Regions from separate parts of the Mus musculus genome. Here region 2 is linked to region 1. The links are chromatin loops, found by intact Hi-C in ENCODE. Cell type or tissue: heart. All regions are shown on one strand. Links, peaks and the distances in the headings refer to the core of each region. The heading gives the core; the rest is flanking DNA.

What was found. Peaks named below come from ENCODE experiments on the same cell type or tissue, not always from the same donor. Only the 100,000 strongest peaks of a DNase experiment are listed, where the experiment ranks them.
Region 2: a loop joins it to region 1, with 3 times the contacts of the local background. A loop is called at or near these places in 10 of 42 quality-filtered maps.

What each region holds. Positions count from the first base shown.
Region 1 is chr16:57,595,863-57,603,822 of GRCm38, reverse strand. All of the region lies in intron 1 of Cmss1 (cms small ribosomal subunit 1), which reads left to right. Among named protein-coding and RNA genes, the nearest start is that of Cmss1, 7.0 kb to the left of the region's middle. In heart, for the core only: a CTCF peak has its summit at 3,619 (motif pointing right); no DNase peak of the experiment used is centred there.
Region 2 is chr16:57,117,960-57,125,919 of GRCm38, reverse strand. It overlaps Tomm70a (translocase of outer mitochondrial membrane 70A), which reads right to left and starts at 4,206. Exons shown (of 12, transcript NM_138599.5): 1 at 3,726-4,206. The coding sequence starts at 4,058. In heart, for the core only: no CTCF peak of the experiment used is centred there; DNase peaks (open chromatin) are centred at 4,269 and 4,509; H3K4me3 peaks cover 3,006 bases; H3K27ac peaks cover 1,794 bases.

The DNA.
Region 1 (7,960 bases), core at 1,688-6,687:
AACTTGAAGTCTTCCTGCTTTGGTCTCCTGAGTGCTAGGATTATAAGTACCCACTACCGTGCTCAGCTGGATTCAGTGTTATAAATTATGTAATAAAGGGAAATAGATGCCTGACTCGTAACCAAGGCTGCAATTCACACAGGTGACAGCTTCTATAGCTTAGAGTGAGTGCCCAATTCTTTATGTGATTGCAGAGAGGAGCATTATAGGTATTGTTCAAATCATGTTGCTTTATTGATGTTAAATTTCCTCTGGAATGACTTGGTCGGGGAGCACTGAGGATCTCTAAGTGAATAGCTCGTTTGTCTTGTTGTTTACCATTTCCACCAAGATTGGACTGTTGTGGTATAATTTAATGTGCAGGCATTATACACCACTGTGAAGCATCGTCTATGCTATGTGATTCAAGCTTGGAATAGCTCCTGTAGATGCTGGCAGTACTCATAGAGATCCAATTCAGAGCATGATGTTTTCAAGATTATTTATTGAGGTCAGCCCAAATGTTGACACAGAATTAGAGAGAGAAAAACACCATCAGTTTACATTATTGGATTGTATGTATTGGTGTGCTTAATAAATACCCAGACAACATGACAGAATGTTTAAGGACAAAATTCAGGATGAATAAACAGAAGAGGAAGAAAAGAAATAGGCGACATTGTCAGTCATGGTCTGTACTTGAAAACCAACGGATGGACTGTCAAATAACCTAGGAGACTTGTTAGAATTCCCACAATTCTTACAAATTTTGACAACAGTTTATGAAAGCTTGAAAGTACAGATGCACATAGCTTCCTCCAAATCATACATACATTTCCTGCTATTATTTTGAGAGGTATCCATCTCTTTCATGACAAAAACACCCCTAACAAATATGTCAGACGTTTCATTTCCTCTTGTATTTAACAGTAATACATATCATCATTTTGTAGTACAAATCCTTTGACATTTTGTATTGGTTTTGGCATTGTCCTGAGAAAGGATCTCCCTGTCTAGTCCAGGTTGGTCTTGAGTTTTTATGTTTTGCTTCAGCTTGCCCATTGCTGGGATTATAGTCATGGGGGAGTTTACCTTTGACCTGTTGATGATCTAACCATCCGCCATTGAGTACTTAGATGTTCTACATTTTCTAAACATTGTACAAGCATCTTGAAATGTAGTTTTCTCGTTTTCAGCTTTTATAGACTGCTAGATTAAATTCTTGAGTTGCAAGTGTTGCTTTGAGAAATACTAGGTGATGGTAGTGTGGATAAACATTCTGTTCCTGAGTGCCTTGCTAGTCTAGTTCATACTACCCCGCCATTAGCAGACTTCTCTCCTTGTATGTTTTTATTTATTCAGCACTACTCTACTCCTATACATACTAAAGCTTTATAGAACCAATCATCATGCTTTAATTACTCAGCTTTGAAATTTTAGTATAAAAGTAGATATAGATAATCAATGTGTAAACAAATGAACGTAACTATTCTCTAATAAAACTTTGTGAGGTTTAAGTAATATTCTTGCCATAAAATAGTCTTATGTTCATTTCTTTCAACATGTATAATTATCACAATCATTTTTTAATCTATCTTATTTATATGAGTACACTGTTGCTCTCTTCAGACACACCAGAATAAGGCATCAAACCCCATTACAGATGATTGTGAGCCACCATGTGGTTGCTGGGAATTGAACTCAGGACCTCTGGTAGAGCAGTCAGTGCTCTTACCACTGAACTATCTCTCCAGCCCATCACAACTTTTTTTTTTTTTTTTTTTTTTTTTTTTTTGGTTTTCTGAGACAGGGATTCTCTGTGTAGCCCTAGCTGTCCTGGAACTCACTCTGTAGACCAGGCTGGCCTCAGAAATCCGCCTGCCTCTGCCTCCCAAGTGCTGGGATTAAAGGTGTGTGCCACCACAGCCCGGCCCATCACAATTATTCTTAACCTGCTTGTCAAGTGAGATGAGCTATTAGGCTGAATTTTGGCCTACTTAGCTTACAGATGCAGCTCCCACTCAAACTCGGGCCTTTAGTTATATATTTCTTTGGAAGGAATTTGAAATATAGCTCCGAGAAAACTGGCTTTTATTAGTTACCCAAGTATTTGGTCCACAGTTCTGTTAGATAGTAGACCAATTATATTCTGATTAAAATCAGATAATATGATTTCAAAAAGTTAAGAGTAGTATTCCAGAAATCACCGAAGCTGAATAAACAGTAGGACTCTAGCATAAAACTATCCATTTTTATAAATTTCATTATTTTCATTCACTGGGAATTTTTATCTATTTCTTAAATTTAATTACAGTGACTCTAGACATTTAGAATAGTTTCCATTCAGAATTTAAACAATTCACATGTTTCACATGTGTAGATGGTGTACTTTGTCCATGTCCACTTCACCCTCGTTACACTGCTTCCACTCCCTTCCACTCTTGTTAAACAGGTTCTTCCCAGTGAGCTGCCCTCCCACTTCCATGGAGGATAGCTTCTTTTATTTCTCTCTCCCTTCACCCCCCTCTTTTTTTAACCCTTCAAAATGGCCAGATTTCTTGAGAAGGGTTATGCTGAGGTGGCAGGATTCTGTGTCAGTTGCTTTGTATGTCAAACACTATGTTGTTGAAATCCAGGTCATGTTCAGTTCTTAGTTCCATTGTGTGTTATGCCCTAGATATGTCTTGGAGTAAGCCTGTGTTGTAATTGGTAATTCTTTTGTTAAAATGGAACATTTTGTAAGACTTTTGTCTTAATGAGAGAACTTGATTACCATTTTAAAGTGAGTTAACTGCTGGTGATCATAGAAATGTCCATAATTATTTTAGTATAACAATTAATACAAATATAAATGTATGCAGTAATACAGCAGCTGATTATCTTTAGTCTAGATAGTTTCCCAATAATGACACAGAGAGACCAAGATTGATTTAATCAAGCTTTACTGAAGTACTTGGGCAGCCACTGATCTATTTTAATCTTCTAAGCTAACCTGGCACCTCCCTGCCAAAACCCCTGAGATCCTTACATTTTAGTTCTGGTTTGACTCTCTGGGCTTTAGATGTATTTTCCCATGATCTATCCTCTTGCCCTTGCCTCAATCTGTTTTATGTTCTCTCTCTCTCTTCCTCTTCCCCTAGCTGGCGGAAGTTCCACCTTATTTTCTCTTCCCTCAGCCATTGGCTGATCCACTTTTATTGACAAGACAGAGAATAAATGGTAAGCATTGTTTACACAAACTTGAGACAGGAAACGAGATAAGCATTACAATGCTGTGTGCAAATTGAAAGAACATGGGGACAGAGAAGGTATCATGTAATACAGGATAATCTTTACACAGCACGCAAAACAGTATCCTGTCCTTTTGTTTTTGTTTTTAAATTTGCTCATGAATTTATGCCACCTTGACATAAAACTCACTTGGAAGAGTTCCAGCATGGAAGAAAATGTTAAAAACTTCAATATATAATATATTTTGTATTACTTTTCAAGGTAAAAGTTTCCTGGGCACTTTGTTTTTTTTTGAGACTACTGATAGTATATGTTCATTTTTTTCCAAAAATTCTAGTTTATATTGTTCTTATGTGTATGGATGTTTTGTCTATATGTATATTTATTCACCATGTGTGCAGTGTCCATGGAGGCCAGAAGAGGGCGTGAGAATATCCTGGCCTCACACTCATGACCTCCTGCCGTTGCTTCAGAGTAGTAGGATTGTAGGCACATGCCCAGCTTGTTTTATGCTTCTTCTGATCCTTTTGGTTTTAACACTAGGAATTCTAATATTTTATCTTTCCATTAGCATAATGAATGGTGCCCAGGCATAACCACTTTTCCCCATCCCTACCTTACTTCACTGCTGTCTCTGAGCCGAGTTTCTCACCCGTGTCTTGATTGAATGCTCATCTTGAGTTTGCTTGAGATGTAGTATCCCATGCTGTGCATGCTGGGTATGTGTCTTGCTTTTGGTATCAGAGCTTCTTCACCTTCATGCATAGTCTCTTTATTCTATTTTTTCTTTCTTCACTTCCTGTTCTCCTTTAACTGTGACTTTTCTGTTTTTTCCCTTAACTTGTTGGTCCTCCCCACAGTCTCCCTCTGCCACTTGCCTGATGCTGCATTCCTCCTTAGCTTGTATAACAGTGCTGCCCAACCTCCTCCTCCTCCTTCTCCTCCTCCTCCTCCTCCTCCTCCTCCTCTTCCTCGTTCTCCTCCTTCTTTCTCTCTCTCTTTTTTCCTCTCTTTCTCTTTCCCTCCCTCCCTCCTTCTCCTTATTAAATGCCTCCTGGGAAACACCCATCACTGTACTGGCATCAGTGTACGCATTGAAACAGTTTAGCTGAGTATAGAGCATGTCAGTTCCTTTGCTTCTGCTCGGGGGCTCATTGTAGAAAGCTAGTGGAAATGTAGTGTTTAGCCAGGAGGATTTCTTCCAGGCCCATGCCTCTAGTGTTTAGTGATGAGTGGATGAAATCATTGACCCCCCTTCAAACCCTGAGGATTTGTGAAGTGTGAAATGTGTTTAGTCAAAAATGCCTCGTCTTAAAACTGTGTTCATAATGACTCCTTTCTCTTGATTCAGTGACACGACTTTGAGTGAGATAAAAAACAGTGACTATATGTTACTGCCAAGGTTTTGTATGCATCCTCTGGTGACTAAATGCAATATTCTGTTACTGTCATCCTCCTGGACTCCTGGTCCAAAGCTTTTGCTGAATCTACCAGTTTTTGTGTGTAACCCTGAGGGAAGGGATGTGAGTAAAGATGCCATATGAGATGATAACTTATTGCTCTTTTTCATAAGTACCCAGAACAATGATTTATATTTTCCTCTAAAGTCTCAGTAGTAGTGACCATTGGTTCTCGTATGCTCTGACTACGATAGAAAGTCACAATGCTAATCTAAAGACTCATCTTACATGCCAAGCAATATGACTCCATGATTCTTCTTTAGTAGAGGAAATCTGCTACAGAAATAGGAAAGGAGACTGAATGTTAGCAGTCAAGTATGCACACATCAATGGTTATTGGGTAGGCCACACCAGGGACATAATCAACTATTATAATTTTGTTGTTTCTTCCTCCTTATAGCTAAGAATTTCTTTTCTTTCTTATAGTCAAACAGAAATGATGGTTTTTAGACCTTAAACTTTGATTTTAATTGTTAATGCCGTTTTGGTGGAACTCATCCTACTTCCATGAAGCAAGTTAGAAATTCTTGCTAGTACATTTCCTTAGGCAGTGTGAGTATGTGGTAAAGTTCCATAGAATGAAGGATATCTTCTTTGCTCACAAAAAGCTCTTGAGCTGTAGTAGAGTCCAATCTTGTCTTGGGCTGATGCTACAGTCCAGCCTTGGTTAAAAATGTCATTGCGACTCGAGTAGTTTGCAGGAATGTTCTAGTGTGTATATATGCTCACGTAGAGTTGAGAATTGTGTGTAAGCTGTTCCTTTGAGCAAGCCCTGTACCAGGTCTGTCAACCTGTGAGCCACAGTATAGCTTGCTGCTTCGCTATTTCCTTGACAGATGGCCATTCTTCTCTGGTCTTTCATGGTGGTGATTGGAGCTTACCAGCTCTTTCTGGAGATGAATCTTCCTAGAGACTACATAGGTATGACTTACCTTTTCCCTTTTATGTGGAGGAAAGTGTTAGAGGTGACAGTTCTTACGATGTGTAATTTCTCGCAGTCATTTTGATGACTAGACTTATCCACAGGTCCCAAGGGTGTTTTGGTGCAAAGTCTACTGAAGCCTGTAGATTTGGGTTTAGGGATCCTTGTTGGAATTCTCTGCTTGCATACTCCCTTGATCTTGAATCAGACAACAGCAACGACAACAAAGACAAAAGGCAGTTATTGGTACAGGCAGTTAGAAGAACATGGTGATTTTTTTCAAGACATGTAGTTAGTTTGGGGTGTTTGAGTTCGAAAGCACTAGGTTCTGGGGATCTATTGGATTTAAGATAGTTTGAGGGAAGATATTTCAGGAAACTGTTTCTGTAAACTCATTGTGTAACTGTGCTTTTAATCATAGTGTAATATAAACACAGAGTAAGCCTAGCTCTTCCTGCTGATCAGTGTGGGATAAACAAGGGTAGTATCTCAACTATCATCAGAGAGCTCTGCAGTTTCCAGAGAAAGATTTCATTTGAACTGTGTCTCAGAGCTTCACTTGTCCGGATCCTCAAAGACCTCAGATCGGAAACTGCTGTTGGTAATAAGATGAGTGCTTTTGCTCATGTCCTTCATGTAGGGAGCCATCAAGTATAGCTGAGAAGTGGACTGCTTCCAACTAGGTTGCTTATGAGAGGATGTGGAAGCAGTGGAGGTGGAGATGGGCACATTGCAGAGGCAGGATTATCTGTTTGCTTACTGGTTAACATAGAAGGACTTTGGAAGGAGTTACATAACCTGGGTGATGTATAGGCTGAAGGAGTAGATTAGCAGAATGTTAGTTACATAGATGGCTAAGAACTAATTTTTCCACTTTTTTTTTAAAGGGACAAATGAAAATGTTTAAGAAAACTTGCCTAGCAGTGGTGGCACACGCCTTTAATCCCAGCACTTGGGAGGCAGAGGCCAGCCTGGTCTACAGAGTGAGTTCCAGGACAGCCAGGGCTACACAGAGAAACCCTGTCTCGAAAAAACAAAACAAAACAAAACAAAAAAAAGAATACTTGCTGGCAATAGACTGGAAGTTTTCAACACCGTGGATCTCTTATTATCCGGTTGACTATAAGATATATGTTCTTTCTTTGTCATTTTTGTTTGTTTGCTTGTGTTGTTTGGTGGTGGTGGTGTGTATGTTTGAGACTAGGTCTCACACTGTATTCCAGCCTGGTGTGAAGCTCACCATGTCCCCACCCAGGTTTGCTTTGAACTTGTGGCAGTCTTTCTGCCTGAGTTGATTACCCCCCACCCCCTTCCCCAGGCACATCATTCTTTTCTTGCTTTGAGTTCATAAATGTGAATATTGTTAAATATCTTAAAAGTTCATTGTATTCAATTGTTGTAGACTCTAGTACTATTTATATGAGATACCATCTTATAATTATCCTTCATTTTTTTTATTTTATTGTACTGATTGAGTACATCGAAATCCCTTTGTGTATTTGTTTATGTTTACCTTAAACTATAGTATATATGACTCTCATCATATTCCATAATCCCAAATTTTTATTTTTTATATTTTTTTGTTTTTTTGAGACAGGGTTTCTCTGTATAGCCCTGGCTGTCCTGGAATTCACTCTGTAGACCAGGCTGGCCACGAACGAAGAAATCTGCCTGCCTCTGCCTCCCAAGTTCTGGGATTAAAGGTGTGCGACACCACATCCGGCTATAATCCCAAATTTATGGTCTGATACTGTTGAGCTTTTTAACTCCCAAATCACTGAGTATTTGATTTAAAATGTATATTAGATGTATCTCTCTTAAGTAGAGGAGTGTAGACTGGAATGCACAATATCAAATGTTCTGTCTCTGATATGACAAGTACTAAGTTATGAATATTGCTTCAGTTTATATATATATATATATATATATATATATATGCGCACGTGTGTGTATGTGCACGCATACACACATGCTCAGATACTAGCCTGTATTTGTTCTTAGGGATTGTGGATCATAAGAGAGTTTGAAGCCGACTGAACTAGAAGGGTAGAAGGTGTTTGATGTGAAGGGGATTAGACATTTATTGCTAGAATTGCTAATGAAACTTAATGTAGAGTTTTAGACATGGTTTTGTAAGGGAGTACAAATATGACCTTCAGATGCCAGTGCAAGTAGTTAGAGTTTAATATAGTAGTAACATTCACTCACTTAAAACAAACATATAGCCTGGCGTGGTGGCCCATGCCTTTAATCCCAGAACTTGGGAGGCAGAGGCAGGTGGATTTCTGAGTTCGAGGCCAGCCTGGTCTACAGAGTGAGTTCCAGGACAGTCAGGGCTACACAGAGAAACCCTGTTTCAAAAAACAAA
Region 2 (7,960 bases), core at 1,795-6,794, 480 kb after region 1:
CCTAATCACAATATGTCAACAGCAGTTAAGTTTTTGTTGTTGTTTTTCTCCCTTGAATATTTCCACTCTACAATACTGTATTATGTGGAATAATATCTGTATAATGGCTAAAAACCTTGAATATTACAACATCTACTTTCTCCTTATGAATCATTGATTTTAAAGCATGATGGAATAAAAAGTTACTATGAGGGGGATGGAGAGATGGCTCAGCCATTAAAAGCACTGACTGCTCTTCTGAAGGTCCTGAGTTCAAATCCCAGCAACCACATGGTGGCTCACAACCATCCATAACAAGGTCTAATGCCCTCTTCTGGAGTGGCATTCTGAAGACAGCTACAGTGTACTTACATATAATAAATAAATAAATAAATAAATAAATAAATAAATATTTTTTTTTAAAGTTACTATGAAATTAATAAAGTTATGAAATTGATACTGCTCTTAAGCTAGTGCATACCTATTAGAGCAACTAGGACACTAGGCTTAGTGTGTATTTGTTATTCATCTGAGGTAGCTCAAATCTAGAGTGAGAAGTGAAATTTCTAAAGTAAGAAATTTCCCAATGATGAAAATCTGTAATTCAAGTTTGAAAAAAACTACTAGAGTAAGACAGAACACTGGTAAATTTTACAACTATTTAAATGGAGCATGGTTTAATATTTTACCTCACTCTTACAAACTATCAACTGTCAGATGTTTTCTTTAAATATCTTGAAACCAACATGAACAGGTTTGCATTTTTCTTCCAAGCTTTTGCAAGTGATAACTGGACATGGCCCATGTTACACGGGGGAACATCTACCACTGGTTCATTTTATATTTGGGCAAACATTAAGCCCAAAGACAAAACTAAACAGGTTTTCTTTTCAGTCTGCTAACACTGAACCCTGAATAGATATCTGGTAATTCCTTAATCCTGTTAAAAAAAAAAGGTAGTTATTGTGCAGCTGGAGACACAGCACCTAGAAAGCCTGTTGTACCTTCAGCTGAGACAATGCAGAGCTAACGCAGAGGGAGTCCTTCAGCCATAGGAAATACGGATGAGTTATACGCAGTTATATCAGTTATATCAGTTATACACAGACACTCGTAAGAGTCAAATATGACTCTCTACCAACACTTAAGAATATAATTTCCACTAGAAAATAATGATTCTTAATATTGCCTTGCTAAACAATAATTTAGTAATTCCAAGTAAGATTTCAGGACCATATTCCTAAATTCTACATGGTGAGGTTAAAAAAAAAATGGCATGTTCAAGTGTTTTGCTCAGTTTTATTTTGGGACAAATATAATAACCATTTTAAAGCAGAGAATTCAACAGAAGTCAGGCCAATCAAAATTATTCTTTATAAAAACTAGAAGCCACTTATAAATATTAAAATAATTAGTACTGCTGCAGACAATGTTGCAATACTAAAAAGGGAATTTACTAATTATTTCTGTGTTATATATGTGTAAATGCATACACGTGCTTATGTGCAACCAAGTGAGGGTGTTCTTGAACACTGGAGGTACTGGATCCTCCTGAAGCTGGAATTACAAGTGTGAGCTATCACACAAGGGTCCTGGTAACAAGCTCATGTTCTCTGCAAGAGCGATATGCACTCTTTAACTGTTAAGACACTTCTCCACGCCAGCTCCCCTTATTCTTAATTTATGATTACTATAGAACTTAAGAACTTTTATGTAACGTTTACTTATTTACTATTCCAGATTAAAATGAAATAGAAACTTTAGATATGAAATTTTCACATGTACAAAATTTCACATCTATGGAAACAATAACTGAGTCAAAGAAGGCTCTTGACAACCACCTTCACGGGCACTCACAACCACACCATTTCTTAAACAGGCACTTACAGGTTGCTTTGCTAAAAATGCCCTTAAAATCTCACTCTGGCCCATAGGTGACTGAAAGTAGGACAAGAGCATAACATCTCTGCATTCTGTCCCCTTCAGCTCAACTGAACCCAGAGGTTAAGTCATTGTCCTTAACCTTTTCCTCGAGTCACCTTGGATTCCAGAGCACCCCTCAGACGAGGGTAATTATCCTGGATGTTGAGTCCATGCCCTGGGACATACGCAACTGTCTTACAGGGACCAGACTAATCCCCTTAGGAACCCTTCCTTCAGCCCTCACCAGCCCTCACAACTGCCATACCACTTCTTGACCAGAGCTGCTTCATTTCCATACCTCTTGCCCAGATTCTCCCATCAGTTAAACCTTAAAGGTCTGGTGAGTAACCTAAAAACTTGGAAGTTACTGGAACCAACTGACCATCCCTCTTTCCAGTATGGCAACACTAAACAAATCTTTGCTTTTTGCCATTATTTATCTCTGTAAAGGGCTTCTTGGAGTGTGGTTGCTCATCATAGTTTGCTGGGGCTGCCAGTGCTGGGCTTTCATCCTAAAAACTTTGGTTTAACATTTTAGTGCTGGATGAAATAGAAGGGACCAAATATTTTAATCCTCTTAGCCTACCAGGATGACAATGACATAAACTGAGCTTACCAAAATAACAATGCTGGACAGGACAATGTAGAATGGCATCTCCTCAGCTCTCAAAGATCATGGTTCCCTCCAACATTGTAAGTTCTGGTTAGAAATTGGCTGTTTAACTTCCCCATAGGAGAGAACAAACAGCCTTCCTGCTAGCTAGCACGGTGACTCACACACAGTAAGTACTATCCCTGGAGTCATATACCAGAGCCTCTGAAGCTACTTAGGAAAAGAACAACGTGTCTTCAGGCTGAATGGGATGAAAATGCCTGCCATTCATTTAACTGTACAGTTTTTCTCATGAGTGTTAAGTGCACATAGGATGCGTGTGTATAAAGAATTTCCTCAGGCACATACCTGGTATTTATTTACCTGTAAGTTTCTCTGAACTTGGATTACTCTGGTAATACCACCACAGAATTCCTGACCCAGTAAAGTCCCTTATCTCACTCAATCTCAGTCCATGCCAATTCTCCACACAGCCGTCAAACTTGTCAAAAAGATTTAATAGTCTGACCACCAGATCCGATAGAGCAGTTTATCACTCCAATGCTTGTTATAACACCAGAGACTCTTTATCAGGCTTGGACACATGTATATATATGTCCAGGTGAAATAGAACATTTTAAGATGTGCAGCGGGGGTGGGGGTGGGAGGCACAGTTCCTTAAAAACTGAACTATTTCCTATATACAAAGCTACCTAATGATTTTTTTGAACTTTGTAATAGTTGCTAATCTCCCTCCCCAAACACACACACACACACACACACACACACACACACACACACAATCAGAGCGAGAGAGAAACTCCGAAAGAAAAATGGCTTGTTTTTAAAAGGTTCTTAGCAAAGTTCTGGTCTTGGGAAACACAATAACAACTCACGGTACAACTCCAATCGTTCCGTGAAATTTGCCTTTCTTCGCTTAATGGAATTACTATATTTGTGCATGTTTCCCATACCTACATACTAGGGATAAATGCTGTGTCACTTAGAAGAAAGGCAAAGTATTCTGTTGGATCCCAAAGGAAATTGTCAAAGAACGTCTCTACGCTAGCCAGCCTGGAGCTGCTATTCCATTCCCTATAAAGGCAACCAGAAACGACTCTAAAGTCACTCGGCAGTTTCCGACCGGTGGGAGGGCCCCTCACCCGCACAACGGGTCAAGGAAAAGCTGCATCCGCTCGTTTTCACCTCTACGGCCCGGGCGGCTTCTCACCATTTCCAGGGAGTCCCCAGAACCGTCGTGGTGGCCACTGCCCAGGGCCGGACTGGCCCTGCCCTCGGGGGTCTTCCGTTCACTGTTGCGCTTCAGGCCGCTGGCGTCGCCCCGGCCTCCCGCTTCCCGGCGCCTCCGCCTTCGGCTCCACAGGTACATAGCCCCAGCACCCAGCAACAGGGGCGCCCCGATGGCCAGCGCCACGTGCCATCGCGGCAGGGTCCCCGCGCCCGAGCCGGGGCCCGCAGTCCCACCGCCACCGCCCACTCCATTTCCAGAACCGGGCGCAGCAGCCGCCGCCATCGCCGCCTCTATGGGCTTAGAGGCGGCCATGACGACTGTCCTCCGCCGCCGCCGCGCCGGTCGCGGGCGCCACGGTCACCGGGCAGCGTGGGGAGGAAGCCGGGAGCGTGGAGGGAAAGCAACGCGCGAGCGAGCACGCTAAGCAGCAGGAGCGGACGACAGAAAAGGGCCAGAGGTCACCGGAAGCCCGGGGCATGCCGGGCTAGACCGGCGGCTGGGCCCGCCCCTATCTACTGTACAGGGGAGAACCACTTCCGGGGTCAGAAGGCCTGGCGCTCTGGGTGGCTTTTCCCTTTCCTCTTGCAGGCGGTTGCCTAGAATCGCTCGGGAGGTCTCAGGCCTTGCGTGACTGCAGACCTCTTCTCCAGGACAGAAGGACCCGTGGCACTGTCGCCAGTGCGGCGAGGAGGGGCGTGGGGGGCCGTGTGCAGCAAGTGTAGAGGGACAGCTCCCTGTAGCTCTGTGAGTGGGCGGGACTTGCAGAAGCACTGTGAAGGGAATTGGCCAGCAGGGATGGTGGGCCTCCCAGTTGATTGGTAGGATCGGGGAGGGGGGTGTGGCTACGTTGGTGCCTGTTAAAGACTGAAACTGTGGGAGGGGGGAAAAAGGGTGAGACCATCGTGCTGTGTAAACCAGCTTTGTATATTTCTGCAATAGCCAGATTGTAGTTTGGACAAATTTGTAGTTCCTGGGACAATGACAGAGGGCAAAGACTAGATGGAAACTGGGGAAGGTAGGTTGACTCATGGAAGTGACTTGCAGCCTGTGTGCTGCACCTTTAATAGTTACAAAGGGCAAGGATGTCTGTTAGAAGGCTTTCCTATTGGCTTTCCTCGAGGACCCCGGATCACCGCAGGCATCTTTACGTGTGTATCTTAAAATGGATTCCACCTGACATCTAGCCCATACAACCTTCCCTGGAGCACAAGTGTCTGTCACAACACTTTGAGTTTGCTCACTTATTTGAAATAACTTAAATTTTTAAAAAAAATTTATTTCATTTATATGACTACACTGTAGCTGTTTTTCAAGCACATCAGAAGAGGGCATCGGATCCCATTACAGATGGTTGTGAGCCAACCATGTGGTTGCTGGGAATTGAACTCAGGACCTCTGGAAGAACAGTCAGTGCTCTTAACTGCTGAGCCATCTCGTCAGCCCTGAAGTACTTTTCTTAAGCCTTCATGAACTCTGGATCTGGTCTCAAAGCATGAAGTCTACTTTGCAAGGTGTTTGGAATTCACACAATTTTCAAGAAAAAAAGGCAAAGCATGGATAATTAAATGTTCCAGGCTATGGCTCTTCATTTCAGGTTTGAACATCCTTTTGTCAAACAAACAAACAAACAAACAAACAAACAAACCAAAAAAACAAAAACCAAACACCCATAGATGGTCATTTGGCTTTTAAGTACCACAGGATGCTCACCATAATAGCATTACATGAAGATGCAAAGGCCAAGTTGTGTCAACGTGGAGTGATTAAAATAGAATGTTCCAGTTTGAAACTTCAGGGCCTTTTCTCTTGCGTCATGTTGGTTCTCACCAGTGAAATGTTTGCACTAGCAACAAACTGAAAATGGTAGTGTAACTTAGTTGATCAAATAGAGATTGCTGTAGGCACTGTTCTCACCCCAGAACTTCAAAATCGGAATCTCATGCCCTCTGAGTAATCTTGGATTTTTCAGAATAACAGCAAAAGGATTCTCCCCCTATAACTTCACATTTTTTTCTGTGATATCTTGGAGGACTAAAGGCTCCCAGTTTGAATAAACCATTGGAACTAAAACACATTTGAAAGATTTTCACCTTTGTTAATTTTGTGTATGTATGTGTATGGGTGCACCCATTCCACGGATCATGATATGAATCTTTGGGAGTCACTTCTTTTGTCCATATGGGTCTTGGGATCTTTTATAGCACCAGCAAAATGATCACACTATCGATTAACAGTTTCTGTTTCTTCCCCAATTATTACCACATTGCCATAGTTATTGGTTCTTGTATCTGCTACTCAAGTTCATCTTGGGTCCTTGAAGAGTAGGAATCGTGGTATAGTAATCTTAGTACTTCTGGACCTGTTGCTAAGTTAGACATATGATAGGTATTGTTAGTGTTCCTGCCCAACACAATTCCTGAAACAGATAATGCAGGGAATATGGGGAAAGAGGCGCTCTTATTCACTGCTGGTGGAAGTGTAAACAAATATAGCCATTATGGAAATAATATGAAAAGTTCTGGAAAAATTATAGAACCATGTGACCCAGCTATACCATGATTGGGCATAGATCTAAAGGACTCTATAGTCTGCCACAAAGAGATTTGTACATTCATGTTTATTGCTGCATAAATTAAAATATTTAGGGAATGGTAGCAGCCTAGATATCCATAATGGATGATTGGATAACAAAAATGTGGTACATACACACAGTATCATTTTACTCATTGCACAGAAAAATGAAATCATGAAAATTTCAGGAATGGATAGATCTATAAAGTATATTATAATAGTCTCCCATATGTGGATCAAAGCTTATAATGTCTCCATATACTAGTGAGAGGTCGGTGCAAGTATAGGTTATGAAACCAGGGAGAAGGCTCCTAAAGGAGGAATATAGTTGTTGAGGAAAGGTGAGGGGATGGGCAACAAGACATGTAACATACAAAAAAAAGAGAAAAAGAAGCTGTGGAAGATTATAAGGAAGATAAACACAGGCGTGAAAAGGGGAAGAGAATAAAGAAAAATACACAGTAATTTTACTTGAAATGTCATAAAATAACTTAATGTTCTAATTTTAAAACTTGTAAGTAAAAAATTGAAATTTATTTAGATGGAAACACAAAATAAAGACAGGTAAAAATATCCACAAACTATGCCTTCAGCAAAGGAATAATATCTAGAATCTATACATTTCACATTTCAACATTAAAAGGGCAAATAATTTTATTATAAGATAAGCCAAAGTCATGAAAGACAGTCACCTTACTGAGAAAGATAAATAAGTGAAAAATAAGTTCATGAAAAGATTTTCAACATTAGCTATTAAATAAAGGTGAATTAAAACCACTAAGTGGGTTGAGGAGATGGCTCGGTCATTAGAGTGCTTGGTACCTGTCTTAGTCAAGGGTTTCTATTCCTGCACAAACATCATGACCAAGAAGCACTTGGGGAGGAAAGGGTTTATTCAGCTTACTCTTCCACATTGCTGTTCATCACCAAAGGAAGTCAGGAATGGAACTCAGGCAGGTCAGGAAGCAGGAGCTGATGCAGAGGCCATGGAGGGATGTTACTTACTGGCTTGCTTCCCCTGGCTTGCTCAGCCTGCTCTCTTATAGAACCCAAGACTACCAGCCCAGAGATGGTCCCACCCACAAGGGGTTTTTCCGAAAACCCTTGATCACTAATTGAGAAAATGCCTTACAGCTGGATCTCATGGAGGCACTTCCCCAACTGAAGCTCCTTTCTCTGGGATAACTCCAGCCTGTGTCAAGTTGACACACAAAACCAGCCAGCACAGTAGCCAAGCGTGAGAACCTGAGTGTGGATTCTTGGCTTCCATGTATTAATACAGAGCTAGGAATGCACGTTTGTAATTCCAGTGCTATGGAAGCAGAGACAGGAGGATCACTGTGCGCTACTAGATAGCCAATCTAGCTGAATAGAAGTGCTCCGGGTTCAGTGAGATAAGCCATATCCAAAACCAAGGCGGAGAACTTCAGAGGAATTATGCCCAAACTTGACCTATGTCTTCCAAACACAAACCTGTCACCATGCCTGCCAACCTGAATCTGAAGCCTGGTGGAGAGATAACCAATTCATGCCAAGTTGTCCTCTGACTTCCCTATCTGTACCACGGTACTTGAATGTCCACACACATACACACTTGCATATGCAAACAAAACAAAAAAATGTAATTAATTTTTTTCCAAAAT